Regions from separate parts of the Homo sapiens genome. Here region 2 is linked to region 1. Evidence: chromatin loops called from intact Hi-C (ENCODE). Cell type or tissue: PC-3. All regions are shown on one strand. Each heading gives the region's core, and the rest is flanking DNA. Links, peaks and the distances in the headings are about the cores only.

Evidence for each region. Peaks named below come from ENCODE experiments on the same cell type or tissue, not always from the same donor. Only the 100,000 strongest peaks of a DNase experiment are listed, where the experiment ranks them.
Region 2: a loop joins it to region 1, with 4 times the contacts of the local background. A loop is called at or near these places in 4 of 110 quality-filtered maps.

The regions. Positions count from the first base shown.
Region 1 is chr15:57,865,621-57,881,418 of GRCh38, forward strand. No RefSeq gene overlaps it. Among named protein-coding and RNA genes, the nearest start is that of POLR2M, 170 kb to the left of the region's middle. In PC-3, for the core only: no CTCF peak of the experiment used is centred there; DNase peaks (open chromatin) are centred at 8,331 and 13,121; H3K27ac peaks cover 1,304 bases.
Region 2 is chr15:57,964,340-57,980,137 of GRCh38, forward strand. It overlaps ALDH1A2 (aldehyde dehydrogenase 1 family member A2), which reads right to left. Exons shown (of 13, transcript NM_003888.4): 8 at 1,386-1,488. It also overlaps the pseudogene LOC100418848. Among named protein-coding and RNA genes, the nearest start is that of ALDH1A2-AS1, 93 kb to the right of the region's middle. In PC-3, for the core only: a CTCF peak has its summit at 5,211 (motif pointing right); no DNase peak of the experiment used is centred there.

The DNA.
Region 1 (15,798 bases), core at 5,305-13,304:
TATACTGAACAGCATAGCACAGGCCTAGACCTCCAGTTGAGAATCTGGCAAAAAGGCCCATTTCAGTTGTAGCCATTGAACAAAAGCAGTGATCTCAAAGTGTACCCCTCAGTCAGCAGCATCGGCATTGCCTGAGAACTTTATTAGACTTGCACGCTTTTGGAGCTCATGCTACACCTTCTGAAACAAATTCTGGGGATGAGGCCAAGCAATCTGTATTTTTACAATCCCTTTGTGGTTCTGATGCACCCTCCCATTTGAGAACCTCTGATCTAATTTAAAATTAAAGCAAAATGAGATTCTGATCTACGCTGGTCACCTTTTCTCTGGCAGTGGTTCTCAGACCTCACCAGTGTGGCCTAGCTGCGTGAGAACCCCCAGGCCAATTTGTTACACATACACCCCCCCACACACTACCGAGTTCTACCCTTTAGGGATTCTGATTTTGAATATCTGGACTAGATCAGAAATCTCTACTTTTTTTTTTTAAAGCTCTGAGATACTTTTCATTCACAGCCAAATTGGGGAACCACTCTTAGATCCGGTCAGAGGGTCTCTGGAATTTTATCTCTGATCACGGCAGGACTTGATCCACTCCATTAACCTATGTCCTGTCCCTCCTTTCCTCCTGAGGCCAGTGGAGAAAGGGACCCCAACCTCACTGACTTTCACAGAGCGTTTTTACATCTGCCATTAGATCAAAAAGGTTGCACTAAGGCCCCTGGGCGCCAGGGGGCTCTGTGGAGACTTTGGGCTTCAGGCTTTTCTGTTGGGTTCTAGACTGTTTTGCAAACTATCCGTGTCCAAGAACCAGGTTTTTCCCCTAAGCTTTTACAGACCATTACTTTTTAAAAATGCAATAAAAGTTACTAGAAAGACACAATAAAGACATAGAAAATACAAGGCCTGATTTTCTCCAACAGTGTTACTGTGAACATTGTAAAATATATAAAAAGTCGAAATAATTGCTTTGTACAGTGAACACCAATATACCCACCACCTGGATCCTACCATTAGCATTTTGTTATATTTGCTTTATTATTTATTGATCCGTGTTTCTATCCATTAATCCAAGTTTGGTTTTTTTTTTGTTTTTTGTTTTTTTTTGTTTTTTTATGAACTTAAAGTAAGTTGCTGACATTAGTGCACTTCACCCCTGGACAGTTCAGTATACATATCACGGACGATGTTTCAATTTTTTTTTTTTTTTTTTTTTTTTTACTTTAGTAGAGACATGGTTTCACCATGTTGGCCAGAACGGTCTCGAACTCCCTGGCTTTGAGTGATCCGCCCACCTTGACCTCCCAAAGTGCTGGGATTACATGCGTGAACCACTGTGGCCAGCCAGGTTTCAATATTTTTACGAATTTTTTTTTTTGAGGCATACTTCACATACTGTGAAATGCACAGATCTTAAATGTACTATTCAAAAAAGAATCTTCAGAAATGCATATACTTGTCTAACCTCAAACAGTAACAAGATACAGAGCTTTTCCATCATCCAGAAGGTTCTCTTGTGCACCTTAGCAGCCAATTTGCACAACAGTTTAACCATAAGTCCTAATTTTTTTTATTATTTGATTCAAGAATAAAGTTAGTTTGTCAAACTGCCATTAGATTTTCTAAATACACATTTTAAATTCCTGAACTTACCTCCTCATGCACTGGTGATAAGCAGCTCCTGAACAGCCTCGCTGGGGGACCACTGTGTAAGTAAAGCCTATTCTGAGATGCTGGGTTCACAGCCCAGGGCCCTGTGACCGTATTCAAAGTCCACTTGCTTGGAAGTCTCCAAAGCTCATCTCTCTGATGGGCACATCCTGTGACGTCCTCTGCATATTCCCTGTGCTCTTGTTGTTTTCACCTCCAAAGGGAAGGAGAGATTACATGGTGCGGTGGGTCTGTAGGGAGAATGAGAGGAGCTCCTTTCTTTACCCTCTCCCTTCTCTGCTACCCTGCAACGGAAGCAAAAGGGACCCCACGGTGGGACTCCCATCGCCAGGAATAATTCCCCCAGGAAACCTTGCAGGCTTCTCCCCCTTCACAACCTCCATGTCTGCAGGTGGTCTCCGTGCCTCAGCAGGGGGCAAAAGGTGGTGCTGCCGCCTCAAGACTGCGGAAGGCTGAACTGTGGGCGGTGATTCCCACCACAAGTTCTTCTAGAACAAGGCATCTTCCTTTTATCCACACCTGAAGTGGGGTCTTACCTAGACACTGGTGTGTTTGGTTACTTCACCTTAAAATGAGTTTGTGGCACCTGAGAGATGCTCTCAGACTCCCCCGCAAACACGGCTTTCAGAGCTGCGGCTCTCAGGATGAAGTTTTGGGATTGCAGGCCGGTCCTCTGGAGGGCTATCGGGTTGGCTCTGTGAAACACTCAGCTATCCCACAAAAAACGATGGCGTGTGTGCTGTGGGAAATGCATCCACTGCAGGCTAGAAGGCTCATACCGCAGTAAGCTGTGGCTCCTGCCCTGAGAGCCTAAGGTCTGATAGGGGAGGGAAAGTGTGAATGGCCAGTACAACAGTGAGACCTCACACTTACTAGGTTCTTACTATGTAACGTTTTGTAAAGGAGAAAACCAAGGCACAGAGAGATTAAATGACTCTCCCAAGTTCCTACAACTCATTAGTGGTGTGTCTGGAATTGGTTCCTTCCTGTGGGTTCTTGGTCTCGCTGACTTCAAGAATGAAAACACGGACCCTGTGGTGAGTGTTACAGTTCTTAAAGATGGTGTGCCCGGACTTCCTTCCTTCTGGTGGGTTTGTGGTCTTGCTTGACTTCAGGAGTGAAGCCACAGACCTTCGCAGTGAGCATTACAGCTCTTAAAGGTAGAGCACACCCAAAGAGTCAGCAGCAGCAAGACTTATTGTGAAGAGCGAAAGAACAAAGCTTCCACAACGTGGAAGCCTATGCGAGTGGGTTTCAGGAACTGGACCTGGTGGCCAACTTTTATTCCCTTATTTGGCCCCGCCCAAATCCTGCTGATTGGTCCATTTTACAGAGCGTTGTTTGGTCCATTTTACAGAGTCCTGATTGGTCCGTTTTTACAGAGTGCTGATTGGTGTGTTTACAAACCTTTAGCTAGATGCAGAGCGCTGATTGGTGTGTTTACAATCCTTTAGCTAGACAGAAAAGTTCTCCAAGTCCCCACCTGACCAAGTAGCCCAGCTGGCTTCACCTCTCAGTGGGACCAGGATTTATATGGAACTAAAAAGCAAGAGTTAGCCCTCAGACCCAGAAAGTCTGACTCAAACTTACATTCCCACCCAGCATAACACACTGTCCCTCTAATAATTGCTAACTGTGTGGGTGCCTACTAGGTGTCAGGTCCTCTTTGAAATGCTTTGCATATATGAACTCAGGATTTAATGGGTGTCCCAGGGAGGAGCCAAGAGGAACCCAGGAATTCCAAAGGGAGGATCATTTTCAGACAATGCTTCATAGACAGTTGCTTTATTCAAATAACTATTTTACATATTAAGATCTAGTTTAGAATCCAAACTTTTCACAAGATGTTTCTGATTAAATATATCTGATTAAAACAAAAATTGGAATTCTAGAATGAAAGTGATTACAGAAAGTTCTAAAGGACATATAGGCATGTCTGAGGTACTCCCTGACAATTTCAGAAGCAGTATAGAATCATGGAAGCCCAATTAATGGCATTAAGATCTGACTGGGATCTTCAGAATTTCTGATTTGGAGCTTTCTGGGCATATGTTGGAAAGGAGAATGAAAGATTTAAAAAATGATGGTAAAAATTTCTCACCATCAGACATACCCCAAAAGAATGGCTAAATGAAGTTTTCTAAATAGAAAATAAACAATTTAAAAATAAATCTGGAACATCAAAAAGAGTAAAAATATAAGTAAATACAATATTAACTCTCCTTGAATTTTCTAAATTATGTTTGACAGCTGAAGCAAAAATTGTAATGCCTGTTGTGGTTCTAAATATCCTTTTATAATACTTCCAAGAGTGAATTAAAAATAAGGCCAAACTATAGGCCATCTATAAGCTTACTTTAAATATAGGTAGATTGAAATTAAAAGGATAGAGAAAGGTATATCATGCAAACTTTAATCAAAGGGAAACGGGTGGCTATATAAATGTTGGACAGACTTCAAAACAAAATTATCAGAGCAGAGAGAGACATTATTTAATAATAAAAACAGAATTCACCAAGAAAATACACTGGTCTTAAGTGGGTATGCACCAAACACAGAGCTGTAAAATGACGGAGCTGAAAGGAGAAGTTGTCAAATTCACCATTACTGTTGAATACTTCATTCCTCTCTCAGCAATTAATAGAACAACTAGGCAGAAAATTAGCAAGAACATAGAAAAACTCAACATGATTGCTGACAGAAGCTAATCAACATTTATAGAACACTCTACTTAATTGAAGTGGAATACACATTTTTAAGCGCCCATTGAACCTATACCGTGATAGATCATATCTTAGGCAATAAGACAAACCTCAAAAAATGTAAAAGAAAAAAAATCATACAGTGTATATTCTCTGACCACAATGACACTGAAGTAGAAATCAGTAACAAAAAGATAATTTAAAAATCTCCAAATCCCTGGATGTTAATAACACACTGCTAAATAATCCATGGGTCAAAGAAGAAGTCTAAAGGGAAATAAAAATACATTGAACTAAATTAAAATAAAAATGCAACATATTAAATTTGTGGGACATAGCTAAAGCAATGCTTAGAGAGAAATTTATAGCACTAAATAAATTTGAAAAAGTCTCAATAATCTAAACCTTGATCTTAACAACCTGAAAAAGGGCAAAATAAACCCAAAACAAGTAGAAGAAAATAAATTATAAAGAGCAGAAATCAATAAAACTGAAAAGAGGAAAACAACAGAGAAAAATCAATGAAAGAATGAGTTCTTTGAAGAGATCAATAAAATTGACCAACCTCTAACAAAATTAGCAAAGAAAAGATTAAAGAAAACACAAATTACTAACATCAGGAATTAAACAGGGGATATCATTATAGACCTCAAAGACATCAAAAGAGACTATTACAAAAAACTCTACTCACATAAATTTGTCAAATTCGATGAAATCGGCCAATTTAAGAAAAGCACAAACTACCACAACTCACCCAACAGTAGATAGATAATGTGAATAGCTCTATAGCTATTAAGGAAATTGAGTTCATAATTTTTAAAACTTCTCCAAAAAGAAGTCTCCAGGTCCAAATAATTCCACTAGGGAATTCTGCCAAATAGTTGGAAAATAAACACCAGTTCTGCACAATCTCTTCCCAAAAAAAAAAAAAAAAAAAAAAAAAAAAAACAAGAGGAAGTAATGCTTCCCAGTTCATTCTATACATCCAGGATTGTCCAGATATCAAAACCAGACAAAGATAGTTTAAAAAAAAAATGAAACAACAGGCCATTCTCATGGCTATAGACACAGAAACCTTTAGGACTTTAGCAAATAGAATTGAACAATATATATAAAGAGAGCTATATAACATGTCCAAGTGGGGTTTATTCTAAGGATGCAAGCCTGGCTCAATATTGGAAAATCAGTCAGTGTGATCTAGTTTAATTATAGGCTATCAAAGAAAAAGTACATGATTATGTCAATTGATGCAGAGAAAGCATTTGAAGAAAATTCAACCCTCATTCATGATAAACTCTCAGAAAAATATGAATAGAAGTAATGTTCTCAACCAAATAAACAGCACCTGTAAGAACCCACAGTTAACATTATATTTAATAATGAAAGTCTGAATGATTTCCCTGTAAGATCAGAACAGGGCAAAAAGGGTAACTCTCACCATTCTTATTTAACATGGTACTGGAAGTTCTAGCCAGTGCAGTAAGGCAAGAAAAGGCATTCAAATCATTAGGAAAGAAATAAAATTGTCCCTATTTGCAGATGACTTGGTTGCCTTTTTAGGTAATTCCAATGAATCTACTAAAGAAATAAAGACTCCTAGAACTAATAAGTGAGTTCAGCTAATTTGTGGGACACAAAATCAATGTACAACAATGAACTGCACTTTTGTATAGTAGCAATGAACACACTTATCAATAACTTAAAAAATGATGTGCAAGCAGCAACTTGGAGGACAAACACTGACTCAAAAGCCAGAAGTTCTAGGACCCAGCTTAAGTTACAAAATGAACTTTGGTCAATTCACTCAGCTCGGTCTCTGTTTTCACTTTTTGGATGTGAGGAAATTAGACTCATCTCTATAATCACTTCAGCTCTAATATTCTGTTGCTTCTAATTTCATCATTTTAAAGTAACTTTATGACTGTAAGAAATGAATGTTCTTTATTAGGCGGAACATACCTAAAGGCATAAGGAAAAAAATACGCATAGTCTTACTTATAACTCAGAAAAAAGCTCACTGTTAATATTTTGGTGTTTCTTACTTCTAGCTTTTTTCCCCTAGCATATATACAAAGAGAAAAATTATACACATTACACACCCACACATATTTTTATACACTGGGGGTCATAGTCCCTGTACAATTCTGTATCTGAGTTTTTCACCCGGTATTATATATAAGTGTTTTCCCACATCATTAAAATTCTTCAAAAATGCAATCCTTATTAGTGGTATAATAGTCTGTTGAGTGAACAGCTATATTTTATTTAACTAGACTCTTAGTTCCTTTAAGCCTGCCTGTCTATGTTCAGAAGAAAATCGTTGCTGATTTGTGCCATTTGTGCCCCAAACACAATTTTATGTTTTTACACATGCCTCCCCAAATGCCCCTGTTCACTCAAACTAGGAAGTGAGGTGTCACTGAGCTGAAGCAAGTCCTGCTTCCCAGTGGTGTGAGGCTGCATCTCCAGCTGCTCGCTTAGAGCCCAAGGCCCCACCTGTTTAATAAAGGAGGAGGTTGAGTGCATTAGTAGAATGAATGCACCCTTTTCAGGGCAATACAACAGCTGGGAGAAGGTAGAGTCTCTGAGAAAGAGAGAAACTGCAAAAAGGGGAAAGGAAGGTGTATGGCAGAGGGAGGGAAGGAAGCACCTCTGCAGAGGCAGTGTCCCATGGGGACTTCTCATCTTTCACCTCCGGGCTTCCCAGAGCACCCCTGCCTACTTTCTGCTCCCCAAGACTTCCTTGGGTATGGCTGGCACTGGGCCATCTACATGAAAAAGCACAATAAAAATACAATCTGCAGCAGGCGCAGCAGCCCAAAGAGGATCTTACAGTCAAGACCACAGACCCTGGCCTCAGTTCAGCAGATGCAGGAGCACAGCCACAGATGTGGAGAGAGACAATAGCTATACTCATAACAAACACTGCAGAAATCATCATTTGCTTCAGATGGACTTCCAAGCTCTCACAGGATGCAGCCGTCAACACCAAATGCATGTATCAGGCTTTCTTTGGAATAAAGATGGCCAACGTTACATGATAGAGGAACTGTGGTGGTTTTTGTTTTGTTTTACGTGCTTCTGGCACTGTTAAAACTTTGATAGTATTCATATTTCCAGTCTTCTTTGATGTTTTATCTTTCTGCGAGAGAAATCCCCACAGACTCTAACATGCCCAAATTTTGGTTGGCACAAATCAGAAATAACTATTGAGTTTTGTTGACAGTCTTTAATTTTGATTTGGTTTATTTCAGTGAAGTGGGCAGACCATTAGACTGACGAAGAAGAAATAATTTCCAGTCCTGAGTTTGTCACTCATTAAATGTATGACTTTGAACAAATTATATGTATGATTTTGAAGAAATGACTTAACTCTTCTGGATCTCAACTTTCTCAAATATAGTAGAATTGGATTATTGATGATTTCCCAAATTTTCAACACTCTGGAACCCTTTATTCAAATGAAATCTTGCACGAAAAGACCCAAGGCTGATAAAACCAGGAGTGGCTGGTTCCCCTCTAATCAGAACACACATTACCAGTAGCCCTGTATTAGAGACCTAGGAGTTCTCTGTTCTGCCTGACATTTTTGCCCTTTGGTTCTGTGATCATAGGAAAGGTGTGTGTGTGTGTGTGTGTGTTTGTGTGTGTGTGTGATGGCTGAGGCAGCAGGGTGCACCCAGGAAGCTCAGCAATTGTTTACCCATAATTATGTTGGTAGCAGTATTATTCATAATAGCAAAAAATGGAAGTAAACCAAATGCCTATCAACTGATGAGTGGATAAACAAAATATAGTATATCCACATGATAGGCTATTACACACCACATAAAGGAATGAAGTAACACATGCACAACATGGATGAAACCTGGAAACATACGGTAAATAAGAGAAGACACACAAAAGGTCACATATTGCATGATTCCATTTACATGAAATGTCTGAAATAGGCAAATCTATAAAGAAAGAAAGTAGATTAGTGGTTTTCAGGGGCTGGGTTATGGGGTGGGCAGGAGACAATGGAGAGTGACTAATAAGCACGGAATTTCTTTCTGGAATGATAAAAAGTGTTCTGAAATTAGATAATGGTGATGGTTGCATGCCTTTGTGAATAGCAATTGAAAATGTACACTTTAAAAGGGTAAGTATCATGGCATGTGAATTACATTTCAATAAAGCCATTACTTAAAAAGGTATTATGAAAAGCTATGTGCTTACATATTTGAAAACTTAATAAATAAATACGTAAGTAAATACAAAAATGCCAAAATCAACCCTGGAAAAATATAGAGAACTGGAATTAACTATTAAGTATTAAACAGATTAAAATATGATTTAAATATCTTTCTTCCCACAGAGATACTATGACCAGATGGTTTTACAGGTGAATTCTACCAAACTCTCAAGAGACAGCTAATTGTAATCTTAAATAAATTTTTTGGAGAGTTCCATAATGGTGGTGTAGAAATGAGCTTAGTTCACTTCCCAGCCCCCTCCTCTGCACCCAGAAAACCAAAAATAAATACACAGTACCAAGATTATCACCAGCAATATCTCAGAACTCAAATAGGAGGATGGGACAGTCTCCAGGGCTGCACAGAAGTGAAAAAACCTCAAGCCAGATGGTAAGAGAATTGAATTTTCACATCTGTGATACCTCTCCCCCTGTTCTGCCTAGTACCATGCAGAAAATTTCTCCCCAACTCATGCTTTTTACACTGGAGAAAGTGAGATCTGGGTGGACAACTAGTTCCCCCATCATCTTGAGTTCCTTGCCAGGAGAGCAGGCGACCTGTCCTGCCCTAATCCACAGGAAGCATCACAAGTGCCAGAAGGGGGAAATATCCCTGAGGACAGACAGAGACAAAGGGAAGGGCTGGGACTACCATCCCTCGCCCTGGAAACTCTGCTCTGTAACTCAGCCAAATAAGATGCCAAATCCATGTGGTTGTACAACACTATGCTGTATAAGGTACATTCCACAGGTGTCCTGGGCATGAACCCCTAGCCAGCCTTCTCACACTGCTAAGATATCTTCTTTGGGACCTCTTCCATTCAGGATGGGCAACACTTCAGTTGTTTACTAGAGCTGAGGCAAACCTGGGCTTAAGGTGCCTCCTAGAGCTGAAAAGGAGATAGTGACATAGCAATAAAGTAACATAGCAACAAAGCAAATATATTCAATAAAAAGCAAGCCACACAGAGAAGACTGGAATAAATAACTTTCAAGCAAATACATAGATGTCCATCTACAAGAAACAAAAGCAAACAGGGAATGATTATCTCCCCAAATAGACAAAGCAAGTAACCAGGGACTGACCCTAACAAGATGGTGATATATAAACTCTCTGACCAAGAATTCAAGATCACAGTTTTAAGAAAACTGAGTGATTTCCAAGATAACACAGAAAGGCAATTCAGAAACTTATCAGAGAATTTAACAAAGTGATTGAAATAATCTTTACAAACAAACAGAAATCCTAGAACTGATAAATGCATTTACAGAACTGAAAACTTCATTAGAGGCTCTCAGCAGCAGAACAGATGAAGTAGAGGAAAGAATCAACTCTAAAATACACAGTTGGAGGAGAAAAATGAAAAAAGAATGAGAAAGAATGAAGAATGCCTACAAGATATAGAAAATTACCACAGAAGATCAAACTTAAGAATTTTTGGTGTTCAAGAGGCAGCTGAGCAAGGGCAAGGGGTAAAAAGCTGATTCCAAGAAATAATAACAGAAGGCTTTCCAAAATTTGAGGACGACTTAAATGGAAGGTCAGAGAACATCAAACAGATTTGACCCAAAAAAGACTACCCCAAAGAATATAATAATCAAACTCTCAAAGGTCAAGGACAAAGAGAGGATCCTAAAAGCAGCTAGAGAAAACATGCAAATAACATGTAAAGATGCTCCAATTCAACTGGCTACAGACTTCTCAAAAAAAACTAGGCCGGGTGTGGTGGTTCATGCCTGTAATCCCAGCACTTTGGGAGGCCAAGCTGGGTGGATCACCTGAGGCCAGGGGCTCAAGATCAGCCTGGCAAACATGGTGAAACCCTGTCTCTACAGAAAATACAAAAAATTAGCCAGAAATTGTGGTGGGCGCCTGTAATCCCAGCTACCCTGGAGACTGAAGCAGGAGAATTGCTTGAATCCAGGACGTGGAGGTTGCACTGAGCCGAGACTGCACCATTGCACTCTAGCCTGGGCAACAAGAGTGAAACTCCATCTCAAAAAAGAAAAAAAGAAAAAGAAAAGAAATGAAGCTATATAGGCCAGGAGGGAGTAGAATGACATTTTCAAAGTGATGAAAAATAATTGTTATCCAAGAAGACTGTGTCCAGCAAAGTTATATTTAAAATACGATGGCGAGATAAACTCTTTCCCAGATGAGCAAAAACTGAGAGAATTCACCATCAGACCCATCTTACAAGAAATGCTAAAGGGAGTTCTTCTATCTGAAAGAAAAAGTACTGATGTGCAAAGGAAGACATTTGAAGGCATAAAATTAACTTGTAAAACTAAGTACACAGACAGTCCCAGAATACTCAAATGCTGTAATTGCGCTATGCAATGCATTCATAACTTTAGTATGAATCTCCAAAGACAAATCTATCAAAGACAATAATAATTACAGCAACCTGTTAAGAGATCGGTAATATAAAAATATGTAAACTGAGCCATCATAAAATCAAAGTGTGGGGAAGATAGAATTAAAATGTATTTTTAAAAATATTTTTCTTTGTGTCTATTCTTTGTGATCTAAGAAAGGCTGTCATTTCTTTAAAACAACTTGTTATATACATAAGATGTTTCTTGTAATACACCTCATGGTAACCACAATGCAGAAACCTATAATAGATTGACTAGAAATAAAAAGCAAATAATTGAAACATACTATGAGAAAAAAATCACTTAACAAAAGGAAGACAGTAAGAAAGTAAGAAATGGAGAGGACTTAGAAAGCAACCAGAAAACAAGCAACAAAATGGCAGTAGTAAATCCTTACTTCTAATAACTCTGAATTGAAATTGAGTCAGTTCTCCAAGTAAAAGGCATAGAGTGGCTGAATGGATAAAAATAAAAGGAGACCCAACTATGTTCTGCCTACAAGAAACCCACTTCACCTATAAAGACACACATAGTCTAAAAGTAAAGGTATGGAAAAGGATATTTCTTGTAAGTGGAACCCCCCCGCCAAGGATATTTCTTGTAAGTGGAACCCCCCCTCCCAAAAAAAAAGCACTAGCTGTACCTATATGAGATAAAATAGACTACAAGTCAAAGGCTATAAAAAGAGACACGGTCATTATATAATGATAAAGAGGTCAATTCAGCAAGAGGATATAACAATTATAAATATCTCCATTCATCCAACACGACAGCTCCCAAGTATATGAAGAAAATATTAATAGATCTAAAGAGAGAGGGAGGCCGCAATGCGATAATAGTAGGGGACTTTAAGACCGCCCCCCAGTAAAGAACAGATTATTCAGACAGAAAATCGACAGAGAAGCATTGAAGTTAAACTATATACTAGAATTAGTAGGCCAAACTGACATTTATAGAACATTTCCCCCAAATGCTGCAGAATATACATTCTTTTCATAAGTACATGGAATATTCTTCAGAACAGGCAACATTTTAAGCCACAAAACAAATCTCAACACATTCAAAAAAGCAGAAATCATACCAATTATCTTTTCTGACCACAATGAAATAAAACTAGAAATCAATAACGAGGAATCTCAGAAACCACACGAACACATGGAAATTAAACAACATGCTCCTGCACAATGAAGAAATTAAGAAGGAAATTTAAACATGTCTCGAAACAAATAGAAATGGACATACAATATACCAAAATCTATGGGTTACAGCAAAAGCAGTACTCAGTGGGAAGCTTGTATCAATAAATGCCTATATCAAAAAAAGTAGAAAGACTTCAAATAAAGAATTTAATGATGCACCTCAAAAAACAAGAAAAGCAACAATAAACCAATTCAAAATTAGAGGGAAAAAGATAACTGAGCAGAAATAAATAAAATCGAGACAAATAATACAGAAGATTAATAAAACAAGAAGTTGGTTTTTTTAAAAGATAATAAACAACATTGACAAACGTGGGCTAGACTAAGGAAAAAAGAGCAAAGACCCAAATCAGAAACAAGAAAAGGAGACAGACAACTAAGACCACAGCAATACAAAGAATCATTAGACCCTATTATGAACAACTAGATGCCAACAAATTAGAAAACTCAGAAGAAATGGATAAATTACTAAAACATATAACCTACCAAGATTGAATCATGAAGACATAAGAAAACTCAACAAACTAGTAACCAATAACAAGATTGAAGCCATAATAAAAATTCTCCCATCAAAAGCCTGGGACCTTGTGGCTTCACTGCTGACTTCTACTAAATATTTAAAAAACAACTAATGCCAATTCTACTCAAACTCTTCAAAAAAAAATTGAAGAGGAAGAAATGCTTCCAAACTCATTATTAGTGGCCAGCATTACCCTGAAAAATACCCAAACCAGACAAGGACACAACAAGAAAAGAAAACTACAGGTCAATATCACTGATCAACATAGATGCAAAAATCTTCAACAAAATACTAGCAAATCAAATTCAATAACACAGTAAAAAGTTCACTCTCTATGGTCAAGTGGAATTTATCCCAGGGACAGAAGGATGGTTCAACATAGGCAAATCAATAAACATGATTCATCACGTTAACAGAACCAAGAACAAAAACCATGAATCATTTCAGGAAGTACTATAAAAGCAGTCAGTAAAATTCAGTGTCCCTTCATCAAACTGGGTATAGAAAAAACGTAGCTGAAAATAATAAAGGTCATATGTGACAAACCCACAGCTAACATCATACTGAATGGGGAGAAATTGAAGGCCTTTCCTCTAAGACCTGGAAAGAATGACCACTTTCACCACTCTTATTTAACATAGTGCTGGAAGTCCTGCCCAGAGCAATTAGACAAGAGAAAGAAATAAAGGGCATCCAAGTTGGAAAGGAAGAAGTCAAATTATCCTTGTTTTAAACTGTATAATCTTGTATATTGAAAAATCTAAAGACTATACTAAAAAACTGCTAGAACTGATAAATGAATTTGGAAAAGTTGTAGAATATAAAATCACTATTAAAAATTAGTAGCATTTGTATACACCAACATCAAGTAATCTGAAAAAGCAATCAAAAAGGCATTTTATTTACAATAGCTATGAAAAACAGAAAAGACCTAGGAATCAATTTAACCAAAGAAGTGAAATATCTGTATCCGGAAAGTAGAACACTAATAAAAGAAATTGAAGAGGACACACAGAAACTACATTAAATAAATTGTTTAAGTTAAGATCAATTATATTAACTAAATTGTGATAATTATATATCAAAATAATTTTAAAGGTCTGAATAAAAAATAACTTGTGCCAGAAAACAGACACAAAGAAAAATCTGCACCACTTATTTTATGAAGTTAATATAATATTGATTACGAAACCAGATAAAGGAAATTATAGGCATATTTCACTTATGAACATAAATGTGAAAATCAAAGCAAGAATTTTAGCTTACTAAATCAGATGTTGAATTTTGAAAAATACACTATGATTATGTAGCTTATCCAAAAACTCTGAGGCTGGTTTAACATCAGAATTCTACAAATATAAATTGTCTCATTAATAGACTAAGCAACAGAAAATGCATGATATCTCAAGCTACTAGAAAAGCCTTTATTTATTTATGATTTTTTACGGAATAACTGCTTAGAACCCAGAGTAGAAGGTGAGCTGCCTTAATAAAGGTTATTTACACACATGTAAAAACCTTGTAGCATGTGTTATCCTTAATGGAGAGACTTCAGATGCTTTTTCACAGTGGTGAGGCAGGAGAGAGGGGATGTCTCTGAAGAATCCCCACATTGTCCCCATGAGAACTGCTGAGACCAAAGAGCCCCACTTCTAGTCCTCCATGGTGTCAGCCGAGCAAGAACTTTCATGCTGCCTTTCCCTGCTGTCTCCCACCCTGTGATCCTAGGGGGGTTGGAAGCCACAATTAACAAGACTGGGGAGGCAGAAGCAGAGCTCAAGAACTCAAAGTCACCACCTGGGCCACTGCAGCAGCAGCCACCCGGCTCCAGGCCCAAGCTGTGAATGAACATGCAGAAGCTGAAACTGTGGACAAAGTATGAAATTCAGTTTTTTTACTGGACTGAGAATATGAATTATTGAGCTGAGACTGCTTTTATTACCTGAAAGGGACTGTAAAGCCCGTGAGACTTGTCCTAAATATGATCCAAGAGCAGAAAATAACTAGCCCCACAGAACAAATTTAAAGAAGTAGTGGGACCCCAAAATAAAGAGGCTTTGTGATTACAAAACACATGCAGTGGTTATTGTAGGTTATCATTACATCATGATTTTTCACCATAATCCTGGTAGGTGGGTATTATTGTGAGAATAATATTAAATCCATAGAGAAACTCTTAGAGCAGTTAAGGGATTTGTACAAATTTACAGAGCAGACAAGTGGCAGAGCTAGGGATGAAGTCCTGGCTTTCTGACTCTACAGCCTTACTTGTTAACAGAACATTTAAAACTCCAGACTTAAATGAGCAGCGTAACTCCTCTGGCTCCAAATCAGGATCCACTCTACACAGAACTCTCTTTGTAAAGTACCCCTTTGTTCCAGTGGTCTTGAGCTGAATCCCTTTTAAATTACCCCAAGCAAAACACTCCTATCCAGATTTCCACCTCTGTCTCCCACCATTCAGTGGCTAAAACCCGCTGTCAGAACGGAGGGCAGTGAGCCTCCATTCCCTCTTGGCCTTGCAGCCTCAGGCACTCAGCCCTTTGTCGAGGGATCTATCACACCGGTGCAGACCCAGTGTATGGGTGTCCTAAACTCCAGGGGATACAAAGCATCCAAGGTGTACACTGAAGCCCTCTCTTGGTGGGATGCAAAGAGGTAGAACTCTCCTCTACCACTACCACTCCGACTAGCAAGTTGGCAGCTACTCCAAAGAAGTCCTCCTTACCCGTCCATGCTCCATCTCCACCCTTTCAACTTCTTTATGTTCTTCTTGGTTCGATATTGTATCTGGCAAACTTGCTGAACTTTCATGTTAGCTCTATTAGTATTATTCTGTTGGTTCTGTTGAGTTTTTCCAGCTATGTTATAATAGCTGCAAATAATGACATTATCTCTTCACTTCCAATCTTCTTACTTTTTTTTCCCTTTTTATACATTGGCCAGGCCCTCAATTATTATCAACATGCTTGACTTCTTCCCAATCTTAAAGGAACTTTCTCACAGGCTTCCTGAACCCAGAGCCAGCTACACGGACGGCATACAATCTGTACAGACACACAGTCCCCCAGCTTGGTGTCTTGCTGTCACTGT
Region 2 (15,798 bases), core at 2,200-10,199, 96 kb after region 1:
ACCACAGGGCTTGGGAGATAAGGTACAGGTATGAGTCTGCCAGGTGGTAAAGCAATGTAATGGAGGGGCTAAGAAGGAAAGCCACTACATTTAATCATTGCCATGCATAAATATGAGCCCCAGGTTGCCAGATCCTCTCAATTTTCACAGAAATCAATATTTTAATGTGCAGTTCTTGTTTTGAACATAGTGTAATGTTTAGACAGGTAAACATGTCTATATTTTGTATTTGGCCAATTTACAACTCCTAAATCTACAGGGCCTTGGGGCTGTATGTTTGGTACTTGGGGGATTAAACCGTAACACCAATGGGTCTTCTTTGAAGACACTAAATTTCCTCTAGATTGACATGGACTTGTGTAAAATCCTATGATAACTCTTCCATATTCATCCCTTATATCTTACACTTCAAAACAGCTTAATCTGACGTGCATTAGTTGCTAAATGACCGACTGACTGAATAAATGAATCAGTCAATGTTAGGGAGATGAAGTTCCTACTCCTCAAGAGGAACAGGCATAAGGATTCTGATTTTCTTGACAACTAATATAAAGCTAAAGCTGAACTCTGCAAATTCCAAGCTGGTGCTGAAATTCAAGCAATCTGCTTTTGGTTTTCTGATCTCTCTGGTGGTGAGACTGGGAAAGCAGCTCTGCCTGGCAACAAGTGGAGGGAAAAAAAAAAAAGAATCACTGAATGAGATGGTGGGATTTCCTTACCTGGAGAGCTTTTCAAACAGAAACGTCACACCTGTGCAGAATGGCCTAGGTGGCATCCTTCCTAGAGACATGGGGTTTCTCAGTTACTTCTCTAAGCCTCTGTAAGGTCCTACTGGCAAGTGGAATCATCCCAGCTTTAGGACTACTCATACCGAACTGACCCACGTGTGCTGTCATCCTAACTGAAAGTCATGCGAGCAACAGAAAGGGGCTGGAATTGACTAAACAGAGAAGGGGCTGTGGGTTTGGAAAATGCTGGCAGGGCTGGTCAAGTCGGATTTATTTAAAATGGTCTACCAGCCACCAGGCACAGTTGAAAAGTTACAGATTTATTGAATCTAGGCAGAGAGACTATCCTTCAGGTGCTCAGCAGCTGAGACCACTGCTGTTGAACCATATGCCACTGACCAAGCCTTCATCTCATCCCCCTATTCTACAACATCACAGATTCAAAATGGCTCATTAGTGTCTAGAAAACAACTGGTTCAGTCGTCAACTGAAAAGTGCTCTTTCCCCATTATTAAACCATTTTCTCCTTAGAGGAGATCTTTTTGATTGCCCTTAGCTTCAAATATCTTTTGCTAGTGTCCCATCAAAAGTGGAGATATAAAAGAGAGCACCAAAGGGTGTGTGGTGGTTCATGTATGGGACCTGTAGTTGACTTACAGTCAGCATCAGCAAAAATAATATTAGGACTTTTGCCTCCAAGTTCCAGAGTTACTCTCTTCAAATTACTTCTTCCAGCTGCTTCTTGGATAAGCTTTCCAACCTGAAAGAAGGGAAATGGAGACAGGTTTTGCAAATCCTGCAGGTGAGACAGTCACCGGCCAATGCCAGCTCAGGGCATCAATGGGATGCAACAGTAACAAACCCTAAAAGGCAAGCCAACCCAGCTCTTGTCATCAGCTTGGGTTACAAGATGTAAGTTAGTGGGGTACAGTTTAATGTCCATGCTGGAGTGAACTGGAAGACAGCTTTAGTTTCGTGATGGAAGGACTAAGGAAAAGGGAGTTAAATCTGGAATCTTAATCACTGAAAGATTTCTCTAAAGACAACTGGCAAGAAAAATGTAACTGGAGATTTCAATCACTGCATTGTGGCCTTTAGCTTTGGACTCCGGCTCCAGAAAAAAGCCAACTGGTGCCACTTGAAAGATATCATGAGGATAAAACAAATTGTTCATGTATCTCCTAAAATGCCAGGCATGCTTTTTATTACATGCTCCAAAGAGACTATCAATATTACACCTTTGCCTCTGCCTAGAGCTACAGTAAAAGGATACCAGACAGTTGAGAATCTCTCTTTTTGTGCAATCTTGTAAATGCCGTTTATCTTGAATCCAAGTAAACAAGAGGCTGAGTTAGGAGAAAGCACTTGCCAATGAGTAGACTCACATTGGCAATGAAAATGAAAGTGTCATAATGGAAGCAAAGATCCACCACTTAGAGCCCCTGCTCAAGGCAGAACTCTACCTCAGTGATGGGGAATGCTGTTGGGAGACAGCCTGCAGCTGTCACCTCCTTCAGGGTCCACCTCAGCTGAAAAGAGCTCCCTTGCCCAAGGAGAAGCCCTCTTCCAAGTGGCCCATATCCACCCACTGGTGGTGGCAGGGTTTGTATAAAGGTCCTACCCTTTCAGCCCAGCACAGGACTGGGCTCTGAGGGACGGTATATACTCCATGATGACCCAAGTGACTGGCAGAGGCTGTGTCAGGCCTGTGTTGCAGTTCCACTTCCCCAGGGCCACTCCCCTTCAGCAGGGATCCCTAGTAAAATCCTGCAAGCTAAACTCCAACTCCGTGAATGCTCCCTGGGAACCTAACCTACAACAGGATGCGACTCCACTGGAGAGCACATATCACTTTATGGAAAATGCAGAGCAGAGCCGCCATATAGTCCATAGAGGCAATTTGGTCTTGTTGAGATGAAAAAATGTTATTTGTTCCTGAAATTTTCCTGAAAATTAAATATTTTAAAAGCGGGGGAAGAGAAACGCTACATTCACTTTCAACTCCTGCAGTCCCTTGTTGAGATCCTCCAGTGGGACTAACGACTTCGCAGGCAGCGGAGAACCCCAGCTAGGAGAAAAGGCTCTGGAGCCAGACTGCCTGGATTTTTTTTTTTTTTTTTTAACCAGTTCTGTCACTTCGTAACTGTTTGAGCCTAGGAAATTTATTTACTATCTGAGCCTTGGATCCTCCTCTGTAGGGGGGGATAAAAATACTATGTACTTCAGAATTATATTTTGAGGATTAAGTGGTGTACCATATATGACACTTAGAACCCAGCCTGGCACACAGTAAGTGTGCAGACATGCTAACCATGAGCAAGTGTGAGAAGCTGGGGCCTCCCTTTTCTTCCACGTTCAATGGACAGAAATGGGGGTGATGTAAAGGAGACAGCTGGACCTTCCAAAGCAGGTCTCCCGTAGATCTCCCAAACTGCCTGTGCTGTTAACTCCTTCAGAAAAACACCGGGGAAACTCCAACTTCCCCTCAGTCTCCAATATCACTCATTAACTGTAACTCTGCCTCCTCCTAAAAAAGATTTTGAAAATGTATCCCCATCCTGAGAAAAGCTAACCTTAGGGGGAAAAAGTGATGTCTCTCAAAGATGCAGAACTAGAGTTTCTTGATTTGCTGAAAACATGACTTACCAAGGTGTTGGAAAATGCTAACACCTGGCCCTGAAGTTTGATGGGTGAGCTGTGGCCAACCTGCCAGACTGCCCTTCCCCCGCCCTTGCCATTTTGTGTCTCTTCCACTTCCACGCAAAGGCCTCAGGAAGACCTGGTCTCAGTAAAGGCCCTGTTCTCACACAGACATGGTCCTCTGAGAAGAAAACAGGCAAACACAAAGGGAAGGAGAATCTGGCCCTCTCTTCTGGGAATGCTGAAAATTATGACTGGTAAGGGGGAACTCACACCGAAGGGCAACTGGGGAAACAGCAATCCTCTGACTTACTGCCAGCACTCAGGGAGGGGTGTTCCCTGAGGATGCTGTCATCTGTGACTGTCTGCTCTTCTGAGAATGTCATTGTGCTTGCTCGCTCCACTCTGGGGGAATCCAAATTAACTGATGTGGACTCATTTTAAAGTCAAGGAAGATAAACAGGTAACTGCTTTCTCAACAAGACAATTACTGGAATTCACAAACATATTATTCATTAAATTAAACCAGTATTTATTGAGTAGTCTATGTTAGATACTTACAAGCATTATGTCATTTAAGCCTCTCAAAAAACCCTACACAGTAGGTTTTATCTCATTTTAGAGATGAGCTAAATGAGTTAGAAGTTAGTGAATGTCACCAGGCTCCCCAGCTGGTTCATGACAGAACCTGTTGGACTATCTGCAGGCTGATGCCAGAGCCCAGGCCTGGGATTACTCCCTCTCCTTCTCCCTTCCTTCCTCCCAGCATTCTGTCATTTTTCTGTTCTCTTTTCTACATTTACTGAGCACTAATGTGTGCCACATACCATCAAAATCTTATCCCTGCACTCCAAGCTGATTTCAAAGTAGGTAGGAATATCACCTCTTCTAGACAAAAATAATGTTCATAAATCATCAGTTACAAAACTTAGATTCTGCCTTCAGGATTATATTCAAGAAACAAGCAAAAGCCAGGAAAAATCATGAGTTTTACACATAGTAAGATGCTGAGTAAATATTTGGGGTTGGCAGACACTGCTGGCCCAGCTGGCATTACATTTCTGTTAGCCCTACTCCCTGATATTCATCAGACCATTCTAGAGGTTGATATTTTTTTGCCACTAGAAATGTCGGCCAGTGATTATTTTCATGGCTATGGTAACTATACAAAAGTAAAAGTTTCAGTCTATGATCATCAGAGAAGAATACCTAAGAATAATTTTCCTTGCATCAATGCTTTACCAGCCTTTCCTTAGAAAACAAATTTGTGCGCTGCACCCACTAACTCGGTAAACACCACAAGGCAAATCTCAGATGAATGATACCTTTCCCCTTCATCTTTGGAAGAAAGTCGAGTTATAGTTCAAGAAAGAACGGGATGTGTTAGGCTATGGGAGAACCACTTCCATCTGGAGTGGCCTCAGGACAGGACACTCCTAAACAGCCCTGGTTTTCACCAATGTCCTTCATTCAACACATATTCATAGTTCTCCTACTATGTGCCAGGTACACTGTTGGGCATAGTCCCTTACCAATAAGGAATTCACAGCTAAAAGGACTCCCATGTAAACCTAGTAGATGTTCAATAAATGTGGCTTTGCAGTCCACTAGAAAAAAAAATCTGGGTCTCATTTAATATTAGATCTGAACAGATTAAATTACAGTTCCTCAGTACTTTGTTATAACCCACAGGTTTCCGAAGTCAAAGCCTGTGGGATTAGAAAGTATAAGAATGAACGAATTACGCATACAACAAAGGCCTAGGATTGACCAATCTTTCTAAAATGGAAAAGTTTAAGTGTGGTTCCTCAGGGATACTGTCCCTCCTGACATGACCAGAAGGTGGGAGTGCACGGCAAGATAAAGGAGGCTGCAAGGGTGCACACGTTTTCCAAGTGGTTAAAAGTCAAGTTAATAGAGCTGTACTTGATGATACCAAGTCCTATTCTGATGAAATTGGTAATTTGTAAGATAAAACAGGTAAACATACAGTTTGAGAAATTAAATCCTGTATATGATGTAATATAGATTAAATAGGATAAAGGCACAGAGATCAAATTTTTAGTTCGCCATCACCTTTTCTTCCAAGCAGAAAAGATTTTACAACGTACTCGTGTGATACCTCCTGCCCCATTGCTGACAACCTGGCTAATTATAACCATATTTAGGCTTATGGACGACAGTTTGGCCCACAGGAGTCAGAAGACCTGGTACTACAAACTCTGGCTTCTAATGAATCTTCAATTTGGGAAAGCCACTTCTCCTCCTGGGTCTCAGCTTCTGCATCTGTAGAATGAAGGCACAGGCCAAGCAACAAATCTCTCCCTTAGTACTCCAGTTAATTGAAGGAGTTAAAAAAGACAGACAGGACTCCTGGGGACCCTGCTCATTCTGAGAGTCTGTTCACAATTCTTGTGTTTTTCTTGCCTTATGAAGCAGAAGTAGCTTGTTACAAGTAGAACACCACAGCTGCACTGAATGATGGAAAAACCTCATCTTTTTTTAGTTTCCCTGCCCAGAGCTCCTTATGAAAGAGTAAGTGATAGTGTTCCTATCATGCAGTTCCTTAACTTTGCACTCCCTGCAGAGCCTCTCAGCTCTGTGTACCCCAAACATGCAAGGGCAGTGAACTGGGGGCTCCTCCACACATAATGAAACTGGGCTAATTCTCAGCAGGAATGCTGGCACAGTTCAACTCTGACTCCCATCCTCGTTTGAATAGGCCTCAAGATTGATATCAGGAGTATCCCTGGAAGAGCCACAGTGTACTGGAATCATGTTCACAGCAATGCGGCAATGTAGGGGAAAGCAATTTGGGGCTTTGCAAGAAAAATAATTTGTTATACAGGACAAAAAGGAACACAAAAGGCTTTTCATGCCCTCTTTATTCAGGGCAGTTGCTCCCTGAACACAGTTTCTAAAGTTGGGTAAAATTTTTTTTTATTAATTACTCAGGTGAGTTCCTACTCAGAGCTATTTTATTACACATATCAAGGTAGATTTTTCTCAGCGATATAACACCTTTTTAAAAATGGAAAAATCTCTACTAGAGATCCCAGTAAACTAGTTAAAGATGCCTGTGTCTTGTAATATCTTTTCATAAATCCCAAACAGATTTACTCTCTGCTTCTTCCCTCTTCTCCTTTCTTAATTTTCATTGTTATGCTTCCTGGTTCCAACTGTGTTGGGAATAGAAATGCCAAAAATATGGGGATTGGGTGTTTGTCTTTCTGAAGTACCCAGAAATAACAGGCCAAATTAATCTGTCCAGATTTGCACCAGAAACAAACAGGACCAAGGCATCTAAGCAGTTCCTTTAAGTGGTAACAGCAGTTTAAACCTTTATCTGTGAAATTCAGATTATGAAGGCCAGTATAACCACTATGTTTCCAGCCTTCTGTCCCACCATTCCCACCACCACTCACCCACGACTCTAGGCACACAAAACCACTTGCCCTTTCTGGAACATGCCTGTGTGTCTTTGCATAAGCTGCTCCATCTACCTGCAGTGCCTTTTCACCCCTTGCTTACTTGATAAACTCATTTTTACAGAGATAACTCTTTCACCTCCTCTGAGAAGGTAGCTTTCCTTCCCTACCCTCCCTACAGGGTTTGGTGTTCCTTCTCTGATCTCACAGTGCTATGTACGTAACTCTCACATTGTGCTTGTTTAATAGCTGTCTCCCCGACTACAATGACTGACTTTTAAAAAAATATGCATATGTACACAGATTTTAAGACAGGGTCTCACTCTCTTGCCAAGGTTGAACTGTAGTAGTATGATTATGGCTCACTGCATCCTTGAAATTCTGAGTTCAAGCAATCCTCCCAACTCAGCCTGAGTAGCTGGGACTACAGGCACTTGCCATCATGCCTGGCTAATTAAAAAAAAAAATTGGTACAGACAGGGTCTCACTATGTTGACCAGGTGGTCTCAAACTCTTGGCCTCAAGGGGTCCTCCTGCCTAGGCCTTGAAAGCACTGGGATGACAGGCCTGAGCCACCAGGGCCCAGACAAACTTTCAATAATTTGTTAAGTCAATAAGCCAGAATACGAAAATTGCTTGAGAGCAGTGGTGTGATCACGGCTCACTGCATCCTTCAACTCCTTGGCCCAAGCAATCCCGCCATTCAGCCCCTTGAATAACTGGGGCTACAGGTGCACACTACCAAGCCTGGCTAATTTATTTTTTATTTTTTTTTGCAAAGACTGGGGCTTGCCATCTTGCCCAGGCTGGTTTTGAACTCCTGGGCTCACACGATCTTCTGGTCTTGATCTCCCAAAGTGCTAGAATTATGGGCGTGAGCCATCGTGTCCAGCTAATGTTATTGTTGATTGAGCACCTATTCTGTCTACTTGTTTTCACAAACATTATTTTATTTAATCTTCATGACAAAACTGGGAGGCAGGAATTATTATTCTATTTTATAATTGGAAAAAAAGACAAGACAAGACTCACAGAGGTCAAGAAATGACTTGCAAACAGGCACCCACTGAGTGGCAGAGCCAGGACTGGTCTCAGAATGTGCACACCAAGCCTCAGGCTCTTCTCCCTCCTCTTCTCCAGACCTTCTCCTGGGAATTGGTTCCCCTTTGCTGTGAGTAGCATTTTGACAGTTAAATGCATCATCTACCACTAACATGTTCAACTGCCTTGTACACTTAGCCATCCTTTTGTTACATAAGACTCTATTTCAGGTAAGCTTTAAAAATCAAGGTTTTGATTGTCTTGGTCTGCTTTGATAGGAAAAAGCATGGAGTAGTCAAGCCAAAAGTACTCTATGTCCCATTAACTAGGTGAGCTAAAGGGATCAACACCTTAGGACCTGCTCAAACTCAGCCTGAGTTTTGGGGAGAAAGCTAACTGCAGAATCTTTGACTTAGCATAGTTAGAGAATAAATCATGGAATCTCATCCAGCAGGCAGAGACTATACCATACTTATTCTTCAGTCTTCAAGTTTTAAGAATTTTTTAAAAAGAGAAGTTTTATGCTAATAGTTTAAAACCTACACAACCAAAGGTTTTTCCACATGAAACTGGTTTTTTCAATATTTTCATGACATTCAAACTGGTATTTTTAAATAAAATACTGAATGATTCACGAATGGACTCACACAACCTTAGAAAAAGGCCTATTAGCTGTTTATAGCTAAAACTGTAGCAAGCCACCTCCCCTAACCTAAAATGAGGGGTGAAGCTAACTAGGAGAGAGCTGACCTGATTCATGACTCAAGCAGTAGAGATGGTGCTTGTATCATGCAACATGACATTTATCTCACTTAGGAAATAAAAGAACCCCAGCTGCGTAAATTAGAATGAGTGATAATACAGCTGTTAGCTACAAACATTTGTTTGGCACGAATCAATCTGGACTCTGCTGTAGTTTGCTTTGATGGTCTCTCCACTATCTTGCTGCTAATGATGAGATCATTGTTTGTTAACCTGAGTAAAGAAAACACTATACCAAGCAAAATGCATATTGTTTTCCTGTACTTTATTGAAGTTGTTTATTGACTTGTGTTTATAAGAGCTCTTTTATATTTATTAAATATTTACATGCACTGCTTATGTATTTAGCTGCATAAGGAGAAATTAATCCCATCTTTAATCTGAGTAAAGTTGTTGGCTTTCTAAAGGCCTTTTGCTTTAGTAAAATGGAAAGCAGCCACCTCAAATAAGCTTCTTCTTGTTAACTGTTCCAGACACTTTGTAATGTACCAATAGGTCCCATCTCCCTAAGGTAATCACAGCAGAAGCCATGTTCTAATCCATATTTAAGTGACATGTTCACTCTGGAAGAATCTATACAACTTCTCAGGTAGCCTGCAAAGTTAGAATAAATGGATAAAGAAGTAAATAACTACAGCTGAAAAGGGGTTTGGGGATTATGTGATCGTTTGATTTGCCTGTGAAAATTCTCCATCCACCACTACTAATATGGAAATTACAAATTGGCTTTTATATTCTAGACAAATGCCGCTCTCCCTTAAGTCCTTTAGTGTCTGCCAATAATGTCATTCCAGAGAAGAAACTAAGAGATAACCTAGAAGTCACGGGATTAGTTCCCCTCCAAATGAATGTAAGCCTCTCTACAGAGAGAGAAGAATCAAATGTAGATTCTGTTAGAAAGTTTAGCTGAAAACTTGCTCTATTCACACTGTAATAGGCTACTTAATATTTTAACTATTCCTAAAAGCAAAACAATTCAAAGACCCACCTTCCACCCTATTCTCTTTCCCAAATTCTCCCTTCTCTCTCTCTCTCTCAGTTCCCTATTGAATATCTCAGTATTGGAAGATTGCATAGGTAGTTGTTAATGTTTTATTTGTGAAGATAAAAAAATTCCTGTTGTTATAAAGCTATAATAGTCAAAATAATGTGATACTTGCGATGCAACAGTCACACAGATTACTGAAACAGAACAGAGAGTACAGAAATAGACCCATATAGGGCCGGGCGCAGTGGCTCATGCCTGTAACTTTGGGAGGCCAAGGCTGGTGGATCACGTGGTCAGGAGATCAAGACCATCCTGGCTAACATGGTGAAACCCCATCTCTACTAAAAATACAAAACATTAGCTGGGCAAGGTGGCGGGCGCCTGTAGTTCCAGCTACTTGGGAGGCTGAGGCAGGAGAATGGCATAAACCCGGGAGGCAGAGCTTGCAGTGAGCCAAGATCGCGCCACTGCACTCCAGCCTGGGTGACAGAGCGAGACTCCATCTCAAAAAAAAAAAAAAAAAAAAAGAAAGAAATAGACCCATATAAATATGGAAAATTTATGCTTGAAAAAAGCAAGCATCACAAAGGCAATTCAGTGGAGGCAGGGTAGTCTTTTCAAGAAATGGTGCAGGAACTATTGTCATTATCCATCTATCTAGCACTTGGATCCTTACCTCTCAACATACACAAAAGTTGAAGTAGATCATAGGCCTAAATGTAAAACACAAAACTATAAAATTTCTAGAAAAAAAGCATATGAGAAAGTCTTTGTGATCTTATGTTAGGCAAAGATTTCTTAGATACCATACCAAAAGCCTGATCTATAAAAGAAAATGTTAATAAACTGGACATCAAAATTAAAAACTTTAAGAGACACTGGGAGAAATTATTTGCAAAGCACAAAGGACTTTTATCCAGAATATACTAACAATTTTCATAATTCAACAATGAGGAAAACAAACAACGCTTGTCTCCAAAGTGTGCAAAGATTTAAAGATACTTCACCAGAGAAGATATGCTGTGGCAAATACACAAATGAAAAGACACTCAATGGTAGAGAATTGGAAATTAAAACCACATTGAGACAATGCTATATACCTATTTGAATGGCTAAAATGTAAAAGACTAACCACATCAAATGTTGGTGGGGATGTAAAGGAGTTCAAAGTCTTAAACATTGCTGGTAGGAATGTAAGATGGTATAACCGATTTGGAAAACAGTTTGGCAGTTTCCTGCCCTACCACACAATCCAGCCATTCCATTCCTAGGTATTTACCTAAGAGAAAAGGACATACATGTCCATACAAATATTTGTACATGAATGTTCATAGAAGCTTTTATTAGTCCCAAACTGAAAACAATCCAAATGTTCATCAGTGGCTGAATGGATAAACAAACATACAACAAATGGATAAATCCAAATGTTCATCATTGGCTGAATGGCTATTAAACCTGATACAGGTTGAACATCCCTTATCAAAATGTGTAGAACCAGAAGTGTTTTGGATTTGGGATATTTTTTCAGATTTTGGAATATTTGCATTATACTTACCAGTTGAGCACCCCGATCTGGAAATCCAAAATCCAAAATGCTCCAATGAGCCTTTCCTTTGAGCATGATGTTGGTGCTCAAAATGTTTCAAGTTTTGGGGGCATTCCAGATTTCAGATTTTTTGAATTCAGAATAGTTAAACTATATACCCATAAATGGACTACTACTTGGCAATAAAAAAGAACGAATTGATATGCACGACATAGACAGATCTCAAAATAACTGTGCTGAGTAAAAACAGCTAGACAAAAGAGTATATACTATATGTTGCCATTTATATAAAATTCTAGAAAATGCAGATAATCTATAGTGCCAGAAAGCCTGGGAATGTGGGGGTGGGGGTGGAGAGAGAGATAAGACAGAGAGATTACAAAGGGGCACTAGGAAACATGTGAGGGTGAGGGACATATTCATTGTGAACTCTACTGATGGTTTCACAGGTAGATGGATACACATGGCCAAGACTTATCAAATTGTACACTTTAAATAAGTGAAATCTATTGTATATCAATTATACTACAATAAAGCTGTTAATAAAGGTACATTAAACAAAAATATTACTTCATTACAGAAATTATGCCATATATCTCTTTGTTGTCCTTTGCAGACTACTGGCAGTAGTTGGTCTTTGCACAACTACTGAAAAACAAAGGAAACTACGTAACATTTTTCTGCAAAGAAATTTCTCCCTACACCAGAATTCCATTCTGGCAAACTCAGTTTGAAGGAGTGGCCACCACTCTAGGCCACAGCAAGAAATCATGAGTGAGTTCCTTAATAGGTACCAGGCATCTTCTTCCAGCACTGTATTTTTTAAAATTATACTTTGAATTCTGGGATACATGTGCAGAAAGTGGAGGTTTTTTACATGTGCCATGGTGGTTTGCTGCACCCATCAACCCATCATCTACATTAGCTATTTCTCCTAATGTTATCCCTCCCCTAGCCCGACAGGCCCCGGTGTGTGATGTTCCCCTCCCTGTGTCCATGCATCCTCATTGTTCAACTCTCACTTATGAATGAGAACATATGGTGTTTGGTTTTCTGTTTGTGTTAGTTTGCTGAGAATGATGGTTTCCAGCTTCATCCAGGTCCCTGTAAAGGACATGAACTCATCCTTTTTTATGGCTGCATGGTATTCCATGGTGTATATGTGCCACATTTTCTTTATCCAGTCTATCATCGATGGGCATCTGGGTTGGTTCCAAGTCCTTGCTATTGTGAATAGTGCTGCAATAAACATACAAGTGCATGTGTCTTTATGGAAGAATGACTTATAATCCTTTGGGTATATACCCAGTAATGCGATTGTTGGGTCAAATGGTATTTCTAGTTCTAGATCCTTGAGGAATTGCCACCATCTTCCACAATGGTTGAACTAATTTATACTCCCATCAACAGTGTAAAAGCATTCCTATTTCTCCAAATCCTCTCCAGCATCTGTTGTTTCCTGACTTTTTAATGATCGCCATTCTAACTGGTGTGAGATGGTATCTCACTGTGGTTTTGATTTGCATTTCTCTAGTGACCAGTAATGATGAGCTTTTTTTCATGTTTAACGGCCACGTCTTCTTTTGCGAAGTGTGTGTTCATATCCTTTGCCCACTTTTCGATGTTTTTTTTTTTTTCTTGTAAACTTGTTTAAGTTCCTTGTAGAGTCTGGATATTAGCCCTTTGTCAGATGAGTAGATTGCAAAAACTTTGTCCCACTCTGTAGGTTGCCTGTTCACTCTGATGATAGTTTCTTTTGCTGTGCACAAGCGGTTTAGTTTAATTAGATCCCGTTTGTCAATTTTGGCCATTGCCTTTGGTGTTCTAGTCATGAAGTCCTTGCCCATGCCTATGTCCTGAATGGTATTGCCTAGGTTTTTGTCTAGGATTTTTATGGTTTTAGTTCTTACGTTTAAGTCTTTAATCCATCTTTAGTTAATTTTTGTATAAGGTGTAAGTAAGGGGTCCAGTTACTGTTTTCTGGATATGGCTAGCCAGTTTTCCCAATTGCTTGGATTTTGTTAGGTTTGTCAAAGATCAGATGGTTGTAGATGTATGGTGTTATTTCTGAGGCCTCTGTTCTGTTCCATTGGTCTATGTATATCTGTGTTTGTACCAGTACCATGCTGTTTTTGTTACTGTAACCTTGTAGTAAAGTTTGAAGTTGGGTAGCATGATGCCTCCAGCTTTGTTCTTTTTGCTTAGGACTGTCTTGGCTATACAGGGTCTTTTTTGATTCCATATGAAATTTAAAGTCGTTTTTTCTAATTCTATGAAGAAAGTCAATGGTAGCTTGATCGGGATAGCATTGAATTTATAAATTACTTTGGGCAGTATGGCCATTTTTGTGATACCATGAGTATGGAATGTTTTTCCATTTATTGTGTCCTCTCATTTCCTTGAGGAGTGGTTTATAGTTCTCCTTGAAGAGGTCCTTCCAATCTCTTCTAAGTTTTATTCCTGAGTATTTTATTCTCTTTATAGTCATTGTGAATGGGAGTTCACTCATGACTTGGTTGTTTGTCTATTATTGGTGTATAGGAATACTTGTGATTTTTGCAATTGATTGTGTATCCTGAGACTTTACTCAAGTTGCTTATCAGCTTAAGGAGATTTTGGGCTGAGACTATGGGGTTTTCTAAATATACAATCATGTCATCTGCAAACAGAGACAATTTGACTTCCTCTCTTCCTAATTGAATACCCTTTATTTCTTTCTTTTGCCTGATTGCCCTGACCAGAACTTCCAATACTATGCTGAATAGGAGTGGTGAGAGAGGGCATCCTTTTCTTGTGCCAGTTTTCAAAGGGAATGCTTCCAGCTTTTGTCCATTCAGTACGATGTTGCCTGTGGGTTTGTCTTAAATAGCTCTAATTGAGATATGGTCCATCAATACCTAGTTTATTGGATTTTTAGCATGAAGGGGTATTGAATTTTATTGAAGGACTTTTCTGTATCTGCTGAGATAATCATGTGGTTTTTGTCATTGGTTCCGTTTGTGATATATTACATTTATTGATCTGCATATGTTGAACCAGCCTTGCATAGCAGGGATAAAGCCGACTGGATTGTGGTGGATAAGATTTTTTTTTTCCTTACAGACAGAGGTTTTATTGTGTTTGGTCCACAGTCATATTTCACATTATCTCATGGAGCAGGGCCCCTGGGTGGGGGGTCCCTGTGCAGTACTTGGAGGGGCATGTGGCCGGGGGAGATGGAGCAGTATAGCTGGTCAGGCCCAGAAGGGGAGAAGGGCTGGGGCTCCTTAAGACCTACTAAGGGGCCGGGCACGGTGGCTCACGCCTGTAATCTCAGCACTTAGGGAGGCCAAGGTGCGTGGATTACCTGAGGCCAGGAGTTTGAGACCAGCCTGGCTAACATGGTGAAACCTCGTCTCTACTAAAAATACAAAAGTAGCCAAGCATGGTGGCACATGTCTGTAATCCCAGATACTTGGGGGGCTGAGGCAGGAGAATCCCTTGAGCTCAGGAGGTGGAGGTGCAGTGAGCCAAGATCATGCCACTGCACTCCAGACTGGGCAACAACTACTAAGAAAAAAACCCTACTGAGGCCACGGTGGTGGTGTGGGGAGTTGGGGGGATTAGGCCCAACCACTCAGCATCCACTTCCTTGTACAGGCCTCACTTTCCCCACTGGGCCCTGAGGCAGGTCTGAGGTCTGTTGGCCTGAGGGTCCTAGGGAAATCCAGCCACTTGGGAGCCTGAGATATTTAGCATCATAGACAGGCCCCCTTTCCCAGGGGACTCATTTCCCAGCACCCTCTCCACTGTCCCCACCCCATTCCTCAGGAAAAAAAAATGTATTTTTCTTTTGTTAATGCATCCTGAAACTTTTGCGGGTATAGAAACCACAAACTGATCGGCTGACAAAAGTGGGAAGAGGCAAGGCAACTGGAAACCTCCGGGTACTGGTTCCCTCCAAGCCCAGGTCTCTTCTCCCCGGCACAGCTCTGCTGGCAGCCTGGACGTGCCAGCAGGGACCCTCACCATACACATATTGGGATATGGCCTTGACCCCTTCTCCTCCACAGCCTGGTGGCTCATTCCTGCGAAGGACCAAGGCAAGGGGGAAGAAAGCCCTGCTGCCTGATTCCACGTTGCCACTCACAGACCCTCGGTTGATTGGCAGCACTGAACAGGTTAAGAAAAAAAAGATGAAAACACAGAAAAACCCAAAAACCCAGAAAGGGAGATAATGTGGGGAGAGAGTGTGCTGGGAGCCTCAGTAGCCAGCCTCCTCCTGGTAGTAAGGGGGATATTCAGGGACCTCTCCTGGGCCCAGGCAGTTGCCAGCACCCAAGGGAGCCCCGTCAGCCACTGTGCCTGGCAGGCAGTACTTGGGGTCACATATATGCTGGCCCAGGCCAAAGACCTGGCTACTATGGTTGGTACCCTGGGTGTAGCCCATCTGCAGGGACATGGAGGAATTACCACACTTGTCGGTTCCCAGCTTGGTGTCACAGATGTGCTGCCGCGTCCCAGGAGCTGTCATGCTCACCTGGCTGGCACAGTTATTTGTACCCATCTGGAGGCCAATGATCGAGTGGTCCATGGGGGGGCAGGATGTGATTCTTGGGGTCACACAGATGCCTCTTCACGCCATACACGGTCATGCCCAACTGGCTGGTACATTTGTTGGTGCCC